Linked DNA regions of Homo sapiens: region 2 is linked to region 1. The links are chromatin contacts, found by Hi-C in ENCODE. All regions are on one chromosome and are shown on one strand. Each heading gives the region's core, a stretch centred on a gene start or an enhancer-like site at or near the end of the contact. The rest is flanking DNA. Distances are from core to core; before and after follow the strand shown. Region 1 overlaps MIR3681HG (MIR3681 host gene). Region 2 has its middle 53 kb from the start of TRIB2.

Region 1 (5,983 bases), core at 1,198-3,697:
AACTGGGGACCAAAAGCTCACTCTTTTCCAATGCCAGTGGATGGTGGGAAGGAGACAGGGAGAGAGAGTATGAGCACACGTCAAGCTGAAACTACCTAGACATTCCCCTCTCAGTACTAGAAAGGGACAAGGAAAGTGACAGCACAAAAGGTCTCTTGCCCTCACCAACCCCAGCAGAGCCATATCAGCTTTGAGGCTCAGTGTGGCCAGAGAGAGGGGAATCCTGAGGTTTTTCTTTCCAAGCCACCTATTTTCTTGAGTTTAATCAACTCCAAGATGTGAGCAGGGCATCCAGCAGGACTGGTAGCTACTAGGAGCTTAGGGGATGTCACCCAGGGGCCAGAGCTCCAGCTCAAGAACCCCAGATCTTTGCTCTGCCAAACACACACAGCTTGATGAGGAGGACCGGGAAGGGCAGGGGGGTTTCTGCCGGGGAACACATGGATGTGCTGCAGAGGTCGATGCACCCCCATTCCACAGGAGGTCAATGTATCCCCATTCCACAGGAGGTCAATGCACCCCCATTCCACAGGAGGTTGATGCACCCCCATTCCACAGGAGGCCGATACACCCCCATTCCACAGGAGGTCGATGCACCGCCATTCCACAGGAGGTCAATGCACCCCCATTCCACAGGAGGGGGCACAGGAGCTCTGCACTTAAGTTCACACACTGCCAGAACTTTCCCTAAGTGTCCCTTTTATAATAAAACTGTAATCATAAAGTATAGTGTTTGCCTGAGTTCTGTGAGTTGTTCTAGCAAATTATCAAACCTGAGGGGGTCATGGGAACTGATGTGGTTTGGCTCTGTGTCCCCACCCAAATCTCATCTTTAATTGTAAACGCCACATGTCTAGGGAGGGGCCTGTAATCCCCACATGTGGAGGGAGAGAGGTGATTGGATTATGAGGGCAGCTTCCCCCATGCTGTTCTCATGATAGTGAGTGCATTCTCATGAGATCTGATGGTTTTATAAGGGGCTCTTACCTCTTGTCTCTCTCTCTCTCTCTTTCATCTGCCGCCATGTAGGATGTGCCTGCTTCCCCTTCCACCATAATTATAAGTTTCCTGAGGCCTCTCCAGTCATGTAGAACTTGAGTCAATTCAACCTCTTTTCCTCATAAACTACCCAGTGTCTAGTATGTCTAGATTCCATATGTCTAATCTAATACAGATTAGAGCAGTGTGAGAACAGACTAATACAGGAGCCCTTGAATTTATAACCAGTTGGATAGAAGTGCAATGGCCTGGAGACCCCCATAGTGTGGCTGGCATCTGGTCAGGGCAGTCTTGTGGAGGCCTAAGCCTTTGACATGTAGAGTCCTGCGCTAACTCCAGGTAGTTGGATCAGCATTGAATTGCAATCCACCCAGTTGGCATGGAAACAGGACGGAACCCTACTCCAAGCTCTAGATGTAGGAACAGTATTCTCAGCAGGTCAGGGGTCCCTCCTTTGTGTACCACTGTGCCCTGCCTGACTTCTACCTTAGTGCCTCTGATGTGCTTGGGAATTCATTTGTTTGAATGAATGTCTCTCCCACAAGACCCAGGCTTCTCATGGGAAAGGACCAGAGAGCGCTCAGGTCTCATGGAAGTTAAAGTCTTTTGAGGGAGTGTTTACGTTTAAGTGTTACATATAAGTGTTTTACAAAATCCTAAGACCGTGTGCCACATCACCAAGGCCCCTCTGCCTTGGAAGAGGCCAGGAGCGTGGTGAGGTACCCTGAAGCTCAAGCACCACTGGCCTCACGGCAAACCTGCTGTGTCCAGGCCCACATCTCATCCTCCCTGGCATCCGGCTCGCAGAAGACATTCTGAGCCCGTGTACCAATGAATGAAAGATTAAGTAATTCATCCACAAACACAGATCCAAGTAGGAGTAAGGCATTTCTTAACCTTAGACTTAAAAGATGATTTGATTCCTTCTGTTTAGATAACAAGGGCTTTTTTTTCCTTTGAGGTCTGACCTCACTTACTATTTTTGCCTGAGTCCCTGCAGTGGGACTGGGACGGACACACAGGCTGTGATGACAGGGTCTAAACACACAGGAGCCGGGGAAGCTGGTCATCTGGTCTTTGCAACCAGTTTAGAAAAATCCCCCAAGAAATTTGTGTTTCATTTCAAAGTTAAACCACTAAAGAATCAAAGAAGGGAGCTGAAATGCAAATTTAGGGCTCATTTTAACTTTAGGAGGATTTAAGGTCTTTGTCTCAGTGCCAAAAGCTTTCTCTTTGTGGAGAATCCAAGTCATTAGGTTGCCCTGGCATTTGCTGGGGTTTACAATAAAATAGTTAGAGGCTTTTTCACAGTCACCCAGCATTAGGAGACGTGTTGTGTGGCACGTCATGCCTCTCATACCACAAGGAATTCTGGAACCACTCCTCCCCTTCCTTCCTGCTGTCACTGCCCTGGTTTGGCCTCAGAAGCGGGTCTGAGATGAACAAAGAGGCACTGGATGTGAGATCACACCGACCTAAGTCCCTCTCTGACTGGCCCTGACGTACCAGCTGCGTCATTGAAACTTCTCTGAGCCTCTATTTATTTATAAGATCCCAGCATTCAGTAGCTGCCACCATCTTGGCATCTTCCCATACCCTGGGTACAATTTCAAGCTCCTTTTGTATGAAACAGGAATCCCAATTTTTCATCTCAGGTAGCTGAAGAGTGACATCTGAAGTGTCACTTAGAATCACTACCCTGGCTTCTATCTTCAGCTGCAGAGAAGACTGTGCTACCAAGAGGATAAATATGAAAGGGTCTCTCTCACCAGCCTGAAAACAGCCGGAAGGTACAGTCATGTGCCATGAAGGGCTCAATGGAGGTGGCTGGGTCATGCCAGGGTATGCAATTAGGAGCTGGAAACCATACAAAGATAAACTGAACAGGTCAGATGGTAAAATCAAGAGATGATGTACGAGATAGGAAACTATCTTCTGGTAGTCTCATGCCTCCCTAGGGAAGCATGAGACCTGTTTCGCCTCTAGGGAACCAGCAACTCATTACTGAATCACTAAAATGTTGTTGACGAACTCCTCAAGCCCCAGAAGGAAATGAGCTTATGTCCTTGCCCGTGTCTCCCTTTCATGCCTCTGAACCTCCTCCCCAGGCAGTTGATGAAATGGTCATTTGTACAGGGGTCACTGTGAGTTCAGAGCAGCCTGCAGTTCTCCAATTCACAGCAATAAGAGCTGGATGTGTTTCAATTAGGTTCACAAGACTATGAAGTCATCCTGGATCCCAATCAGCTGATTAAAAATAATCACATTGCATTTTCAGAGAACTTGAGTATTTTGAGGATAGGAAAGAGTCTAATTATTTTTCTATATGATTGCCTCATTCTAACTATTCCACAGTGGCAATGGAAACTAATGTTTTCCAGCACCTCCCATTGACTAGGCCCCTTGCTAGTTGTTTTTCCTGTGTTACTTCCTCTTATCCTGACATCAAACCTTGAAGGCAGAATCATCATCTCCATTTTAGAGATAAAGAGACTGCAATTTAACATGCAAAGCTTAAGGTGACTTCCCTACACCTGTACAGTCAGGACAGTCTGGTTCTAATCTTGGAACTTAATCTGTTCAACTCCGAATCGGATCCAGCCAGGGCCTAAAGTTCACCTTCTTCTCTCTGGGCCCCCTGTGGCCTTCTTTCCTTCGGATCTGACTTTCCCAGAGACCACGTGAAGTGGTCAGGCAGAGCTCGTGCAGCTCCAGTCCAGGCTGAGAAGAGCACAGGCTGAGTAGTGGCTGTCATCATGTTCAGGCTAGGCTGGTTCAGCTTGATCAATGTCAACAGGATTTCCAAAGTCAGAAGTGCCCTAGGCACCAGGTGAATTGACATGGTTCAGCTCTTCAGAAGATAGCTGTGCTCTCATTTTGCTCAGGGCCAGTATGCTGCTATTACTGCGTTAATTTCCTGCTGGCTCTATTTTCCTATCCACCTTGCAGTTTTAGAATATGTCCCTCAAAAGAAATAGACACAAGTGTTCTCAGATTCTCAGTAAAATCTCACCTTGGGGTTTCAGCTTTCCAGGATGGCGCCGCTCACACCATTCCTTCTCCTGGAATGCCTGTTCAGTCATCTGCTTTTCCACCTGACGTAGTCTTGTTCCTCAAGATGCTCCTTCCCCCAGAAAGCCTGAACTGATGTCCTTGGCTAGGTGTGACCTTTGTTTCTCTGACCTTTGACATCTGCCTCTCTGGTGGCACTTAGCGCAGTGCCTTGGGGCCTTGGTTTACTCTTGGGGGCTGGGGGCTCCTTCCTGTCTTTCTCCCTCATGTATCCCTCCGTTCCTTGAACATCCTGCCTGAGATAACACCTAAAGCAAGGGCTGTGCATGGAAAAAGACACACATTACACTCAATCGTTCCACTTCATGCAAGTCCCTTGGTTCTCTCACTCAGGATCTGCAACTGCCCGCCTCCCAGTGTGTTGTAAAGATGAATTTTGTTATGTGTCTGTATACCGTATGCACAATGACCACTCACTCCTGGCCAGTCACAGTGCCTAGAATACAGCAGGTCACTGTGCACAATGAGCCATTGTCTCCTCAGACAAGGACCCTGTTTCAGCCCTGCCAGTGGTCTCTGCTGCCCCCTGGGGCAGCCCTCTGAGGTCGTCAGGAGACGGTGCTAGACGGCCTGTGCAGGCAGGACCCAGGGCAGGCAGTTCACCCTCGGCTTTGGGTAGCTGAGAAGTTTATTTTCTCCCTAAATCAGGAGGCACTAGAGGGTGAGCCACACTAATCAAGCTCGTGGGTAACTGAAACAAAACAAAAGAGGTGCCTTACGCAAATTTCTCACCTTCTACTGAAGAACAGACTTCTAGCCTGAGATTCTCTGTGGACACTGTTGGACTGTCCTTCTCCCGATAGTGAGAAATGCACTAAGCATCAGGAGCATTCTTAGGAAGGCCAGAGCTACAGCAATGGGCTTGGAGTGACCCCATGGGTCAGTATCATCCAGAGATCGCTTATCACTAAGCCAACTTCTGTTGGCTCTGCAGGCAGCCTACTCTGGTGGGCATCTCCGGACCTTTTAACCAATGCTTACCAGTTTCCTAACATGCTTTATCAATTATCAATGTGACAATCCTCTGAGCAATTGTTGATTGCAGACATATTTTAATTTCTGAGATAAGAGATTTCCTTATGCTTCATTTTAAATGACTAATAATTAACAAATGACTGATATTCACAGATTGTTTTCCTATTCATAAAATGCTTTCACAGACATTGCATTTAACTGTCCTACCATGCTGTGACGAGGGGAATATTGTTCCATTTAACAGATAAAGAAATTAAAGCCAGTGGCCTGCATTCACTCCAAAGCCACTAGCTCAGGAAGAATAAAACCAGGTTTCAAGTCCAAGTCCTTTGACTCCAAATACTGTGTTCTTTCTATTAATTATATTTATAAAATACATCTTTGTTTTCATAGTGCTTTACCTGGTTCTCCAACAACCCTGAGGTGTTGCATCCTGTCTGTTTCAGCGTGTGAGCTCCAGGAGAGAGCAGACGCTCCATGAAGCAGGGCTCTGTCTGTCTGTTGATTGCTCTAGGGGTTCTGAAAATAAGAATTGCTTAATAAATGTTTTATGAATAAAAGGGTGAAAAGTACAGAGAGATAAATTACATGTCCCAAACTGCAGAGCTAATAGGAGCTAAAGTTCGGAATTGAGCCCTCTTTTTCTGTGTGGGTGTTTTGATTTTGGTCTTTTTGAGACAGGGTCTCTGTCACCCAGGCTGGAGTGCAGACGGACGTGTGATGGTTAACACTGAGTGTCAACTTGATTGGATTGAAGGATACAAAGTATTGATCCTGGGTGTGTCTGTGAGGATGTTGCCCAAAGAGATTAACATTGGAGTTAGTGGTCTGGGAAAGGCAGATCCAACCTTAACCTGGGTGAGCACAATCGAATCAGCTGCCAGTGAGGCTAGAATATAAGCAGGCAGAAAAATGTGAAAAGAGAGACTGGCCTAGC
Region 2 (5,983 bases), core at 2,336-4,835, 490 kb before region 1:
TGAAGTCTTCTCTTTTAGTAATATTGAAATATTTTTTTAAAGGGTAGCATTCCTTTTCATACTAAATGTTATCAAAATACCAATAGCATAAAACAGAAAAACATGGACCCAGGATTATCTCCTAGAGACTTTACTTTGTAACTCACTGATGGACCAAATCTAGTCTTTGTGGTTTGCTGATTAGAAAACTGAGTTCCAGACAGATTATATGGTGGTTCCAAGGAGGCAACACATTACATGAATGATGAAAGACTGAATGCTTTACCCCTAAGAGCAGGAACAAGGCAAGGATGTACATTTCCATCATTTGTATCCAAGTACTGGAATTTCCAGCCACTGCAATAAGGCAAGAAAAATAAATAAAAGCCTAACAAATTGGAAAAACAAAACAAAACAAAAAGCTATTTTATTTGCAGATGATATGATTTTCTCTGAAGAAAATCTCAAGGAATCTACAAAAATTGAAAAACAACAACAACAACCACCAAACAACCCCCTCTTCCAGTTTCCAGAACTAATACATGATTTCATCAAGTCACAGGACACAAGATCAACACATTAAAAAAAAATCACATTTACCTATACTAATAATAAAAATGTGGAAAACAAATTGAAAAAGCCAATCTCAAAAGATTATATACTGTATGATTCCATGTATAGAAGATTCCTGAAATGACAAAATTTTAGAAATGGAGAACATATTCATTGGCCGGGGTTGAGGAGGGGTGGGTTGGGTCGGATGCGAATGTAGCTATCCAGGGCAACAGGAGGGATCCTTGTGGTGATGGAAATGTTCTGTATCTTGCTTTCATCAGTGTCAGTGTTCTAGTTGGGTTATTGCACTATAGTTTTGTAACATGTTACCACTGGGAAAACTGGGTACAGGTTCATGAGAGCTCTCTGTATTACTTCTTATAATTGCATGTGAATCTAGAATTATCTCAAATAAAAAATTAATTTAAAAATATAATGTATAAATGTGATATAAAATTATACAATAGAAATATTAATTATAGTTTTGTTATCACTGTTACTAGTAAAATTAACATTCAAGAGAGTAATTGTAGACAGAGTAAACATTAAGTAAAAAATGAGAAAGAATTAAAAACACAGATACCATCAGCAAGCCTGGTATTTCTGATATGTAGGTTGGAGGTGGAGAGAGCCAGCCTGGAGAGGTTTGGTGCAGTCTTCTGTGCTCTCCTAAGGATGCCTGGGATATACGTGGTTCATGGAAAGACAGGCTGGTGACAGGTGGGCTAAGGGTACCTCTGCTTATATAAGCCACATTAAGAATGCTAATAAAGCTTGCCTAGGCATTTCCCCTCTGAAGTAGAGGAAGGAAGGTGGGAATTAACAGAGGCACACATGCAAATGCAATACAAGACTTGGCTAGACAGTGCCAGGTCATAGGACAGAAGCCAGGAAGTGTGGGCTTCTTGGAAACAATGAGGAAACACTGGGGCTGTTAAGCAGGGAGTGACCTAAGGAAATGACATTCCACTCTGGCTGTGGTATGGAGAAGAGGGCTGAGCTGGAGTAGGTCTGGAGGCTGGGTCATGGGCCAGGGGTAAGTGCAGAATCCAGGTAAAAAGTGAAAGGGGTCAGATTTGATGCAGGGCAGGAGGTCCCTGTTTCAGGAGAATAAGGCCAGGTTTTTACAGGTGTTTGTCAACAAGCAGAGGAGAAAGTTGGCTCATCTCCTGTGGAGGAGATCACTTGGAGTTTCTTGCAGTGTGGGAGGGAGGAATTTAAAAGGAATCCATTGAGAGGAAGATATTGGGAGAATTAGAAAGAAGCGTGGGTAGTTAATGACTGGGATGCAGAGTTAAGAGGCCAGGTTAATCTCAGACAACACAAACACTCTCTCCTCCTTTGAGATATAGAGAATGCACGAACAATGGAAGAAAATCCTGGGAAAATTTGAAAGTTGATAAAGGAGGCATCAAATGAGATTGAGAGCGTAGGACAAAATTCTACTTCAAACATTCTTGTGATTGCAGAATTCAGCTTTTTCAGAAGTTGCCCAAAATATTTTGATCTGAGATGCTCTGTTCAGATGAAGAAAATATATCACCAGAGAAAGGGCTCCCAGTGGGCTAAGAGAGTTCGTTTTTCTTTTTTTTATAAATTAGTTTACAGCTTGTGACATTAAGAAAATCAATGCCATTTCTTATGGTTACATAGCATTTGCTTAGCTGAATAATTCTCTAGGGAATGAATTTCTTTGTGATGGATTTGATGGAAGACATCATTAATTCAGAAAAGCCTCTTTCTTTACCTGCATAATCTCTTCCAATTCATAAGCTTATATAACACTGATGCCAGAACTTAAGTTTCACTGTTTCCTCTAAGAGATGAAAAAAAATTAGACCAAGGTAAGAGAAAGACGAACTTCGAGGTTACCAATTAAGTCAATAAGGCTAGAATTTGAATTTCCTGGCCACTACAGTATCGAATTTTATTTTATGATTCTTTGAATCAGAAAAATCGTTTGTAAATGACTCCAATTTAATACAGCCACACCCAGATGATGGTTGCTGACTCTCCTCAGTGGGTAAATCTAGGATGAACACCCTCCAGGGTTTCCTGGGGGCTAGACAACAAAGAAATTAGAGCTAATGAGGTCGGAGTTGTTAGGGGCCAAAGTGTAGTTTTGAGAAATGTGGCAGCGTTGTGACACGAGAAAAGCACATGAGGAATGTGTCTTGGGAAGATGAGATGAGGTCAGAAGCGAGGAGAAAGGATGGATGGGATAGGAAGACAGGTGCATAAAAGGCATAAACAGACTCTGAATAGCTTGTGTGTATCAGGCTCCTCTTCTCAATTTTTGAAAAATAACACTTGGTAGACTGTGCAGAAATGGGTGTATGTATTATGTGCCTGAGATTTGCCAAGTTCAGTGATGTAGAAGGGAACAGACAACCTAATTCTAACAGGTGTTAACAGGTGATTCTTTACTCCTGAGGCCCTTTTACTTGCTACATTTGGTGCTGATTTGAGTGAGCCTTGAACACTCTGGGCAAATGGGACTTGACGGAACTCTGCCAGAAATTCACCGAGTGACCTTGGGTATTTCCTTTCCTCTCTCTCTGCGGAGGAAATGAAGGTATAAAACTGGTCCCTTAGGACCTATTAATCTTTGGCATGCTTTGATTGTATCTGGACAAGATGATAAGGCTAAGCACAGGCAGTGAATTCCATGAATCCCACATCCCCTCTCACCCCAGCCCCAAATACTGCAGCCGCCCTTGGGATAAGCTCCAAGTACCGCAAAAGGGCTCCCTATTCTTCCCCTTTGATATTCCCCTGGGGGACAGAGAAGGCCAGCAGCTCCTTCCGTAGCTGCCACAAGGACACATTTTATTTTCTCCTGCTCTTAAAATCCTCAATGCCAGCCCCCTGAGCTGCAGAGAGAAGCCTGCGTGGCTGGCATCACGCAGAAGGGGCCAATGCCTGCCGTCTGCCACTGTCTAATTAGCACGGGATGCCCTCATCTTGATATCAGGCTGTAGTGAGTGACCTCTGAGGTCTCCTGGTGAAGGGAACAATTACATAACCAGAACAGTTAGGCTGAAGGGAACAAAAAATAAGGAGTTGGGCCTGCAGCCCGGAACAGAGAGGAAGTAGTGAGCACAAGAGACAGATGAACACATTAAACTGTGGACCCAGCATCCACACCATAGCACAAATATATTCTTAGGAGACTTTCCAGTGAATCCTGACATGTTCTTCTGCAGTATCCCATAGCCTTATTTCAAGAAGACAGTGATTTTGAGCGTATGCCACACATCTTTATATTATGAAATTTTATAATTTTAAATTGTCCAGGATCTTATGTAAGATATATTTCTCATCATTAAACATAACTGAAGTAAGGCTTTAAAAAAAGAGATGTGGTTATATATGGCACTCACAATGAGGCATCTAGAAATGAATTCTGTTCTGGCACTCTTTGTTGGGTGATTCTGGGCAAGTTGCTTTTCCTCTTTCGACTTCAACTCCCACATCAATGAATTAATTTTGTCTTTCATTTGTTCATTTAGTCATTAAATCTCCATACAGTGTCTCCCATGTTCCAGGAAAAATGAAATAAAACTACTGGCTTCAAGGACAAATAGGGATCTTTACTTATTAAATGAGAGCCATTTCTCTAATTCATAGAATCGAAAAACAGGTCTTATTATAATGCTTTTTCAGGCCCACCTGTCAGCAGCAGGCACTAAACTACAGTGGAAAGAACAGAGGTTTTGTCTGTAGAAGGGCCTGAGTTTAGTCCTGGTTCTTCCTTCTGCTTCCACAAGGTACACGGGCTCTGACCAGCTTCTTCCTCTGTGAATGGGAGATGATGCCTGCCTACCTCACAGGGTGGAAATCGATGACTATGTGTGGATGAAAGCATTTTGCAAGCTGCAAAGTGATGTCAAATGTTCGGGGTTATTTATGTAGGAAAAACCTGCTTAGACTAGATGACAAATTGATGCCTAGAAAATGAAGCCCTCCTTGACAGCTAAGATTCAAAATGGCCCTGGATTTTGTATTCAGTTTAATGTTTGGTTGAGTGGGATGTTTGAAGTTTCTGTTGGACTTTATATAATAAACCAATGACTGTTGGCAAGGTAGCCACAGAAACAAGCCCCAACTAGATGTATATTTCAGGATCTAGATATATCTGACAAATGTTTCTAAAGGTGGTCCTTGGGAATCTTGCTGGAAGAGCCATTCAAAAAAACACGTTACAGCTCCTACGTCTTCTGCTGAAGGCAATGAAGTCCAGAAAAATTTAATGATTTTTTAGGGATAAAATAGGAAGTTGGTGGTAAGGCCAAGACTTGACCCATATCTGTTACAGGCAGCTGGCAACTCCTGGATCTTCTTGCTCTCAATTCAGTTGTTTGTTTGATTCTTCCACTTTCCCTTATGGCATAGCTTTTTAAAAAGGTTTTTTACCCTGGACTGGCACTGGGAATGAGCTATCCAAATACTTTGCTCTCTCAAATAAATATCTGTCTATGTTTATATCTATTAGTGCTAACAATATGGAATACCCCATGAGAAACTGGGATTACTGGATTTATTCAAAATCATCTTTTGTTGGATGGGAGTGACTGAGATGTTCCCAGTGACCTCTTCCATTTCTGAGTAAGAATAATTCATTCTGGATCCAAGAGACTTTGTGGATCATTTAAGCATAACCATTCAATAGGAGAAACAAACAAATTCATGCGTTTTCATGTGAAGGAGGCTTGGATTTGCATCTTGGCTCCATTGTGTACTAACTGTCTGAATTTAGGCTGATTACTTAACCTCTCTGAAGTTTCTTGCTCAATAATGCCCACAGGGCAAGGACAAGATGATAGCTTCCTGGGCTTGCTGTAACAAATTTGGTGGCTTAAAACAATAGAAATCTACTCTCTTACAATTCTGGATGCTAGAAGTCTGAAATCTGTTAGGGATATTCTCCCTCTGGGGGCTCCAGGGAGATACCATTCCTTCACCTTCCAGCTTCTAGTGGTTGCCCCAGCATTCCTGGGTTTGTGGCCACATCACTCCCATCTCTGCCTCCATCTTTACCTTGCATTGTCCTCTGGGAGTCTATTATAAGGACATTTTCACTGAATTTGTGCCCCCACCCCGTCCCCCACAAGATAATCTAGGATGGTCTCCTCATCTCAAGATCCTTAATTGAATTACATTTGCAAAAACAATTTTTCCAAATAAGGTCACGCTCTCAGATTCCAGGGATTAGGATGTGAGCATATGTTTTTAGGGGCAACAATGCAACCCACTACAGATAGTGTGAGTATTAAGTGTGTGAACCTAGCTGATCTCTGCTACACAGACACAGGGCTCAGCAAATGTTGGCATTCTACCCAGGCATTTAGGGAAAAATGTAATTGTCTACTTTTCTTTAAGAGTGGAAAGTGACTTTCTACCTAGGTAACTTGGTTAATGTTGAACCCAAAGCAGCTGCCATTTATTG

The links. Hi-C counts contacts between places; a loop is a spot of excess contacts on that map. Pooled maps may share reads with other maps.
Region 2: a pooled map shows a loop between it and region 1 (4-fold over the local background). The contact joins two enhancer-like sites. A Hi-C loop is called at or near these places in 1 of 168 maps with a recorded cell type or tissue (endothelial cell of umbilical vein) and 6 of 50 pooled maps.

What each region holds. Positions count from the first base shown.
Region 1 is chr2:12,166,320-12,172,302 of GRCh38, reverse strand. MIR3681HG (MIR3681 host gene) reads right to left here. Exons shown (of 6, transcript NR_110196.1): 3 at 5,448-5,565. Among named protein-coding and RNA genes, the nearest start is that of MIR3681, 30 kb to the left of the region's middle. Within about 2 kb of position 2,447, at least 20 of the 41 ENCODE cell types and tissues checked have a DNase peak (open chromatin) inside an H3K27ac peak, as active enhancers do.
Region 2 is chr2:12,661,018-12,667,000 of GRCh38, reverse strand. No RefSeq gene overlaps it. Among named protein-coding and RNA genes, the nearest start is that of TRIB2, 53 kb to the left of the region's middle. RefSeq lists a silencer at 2,907-3,122. Within about 2 kb of position 3,585, at least 6 of the 41 ENCODE cell types and tissues checked have a DNase peak (open chromatin) inside an H3K27ac peak, as active enhancers do.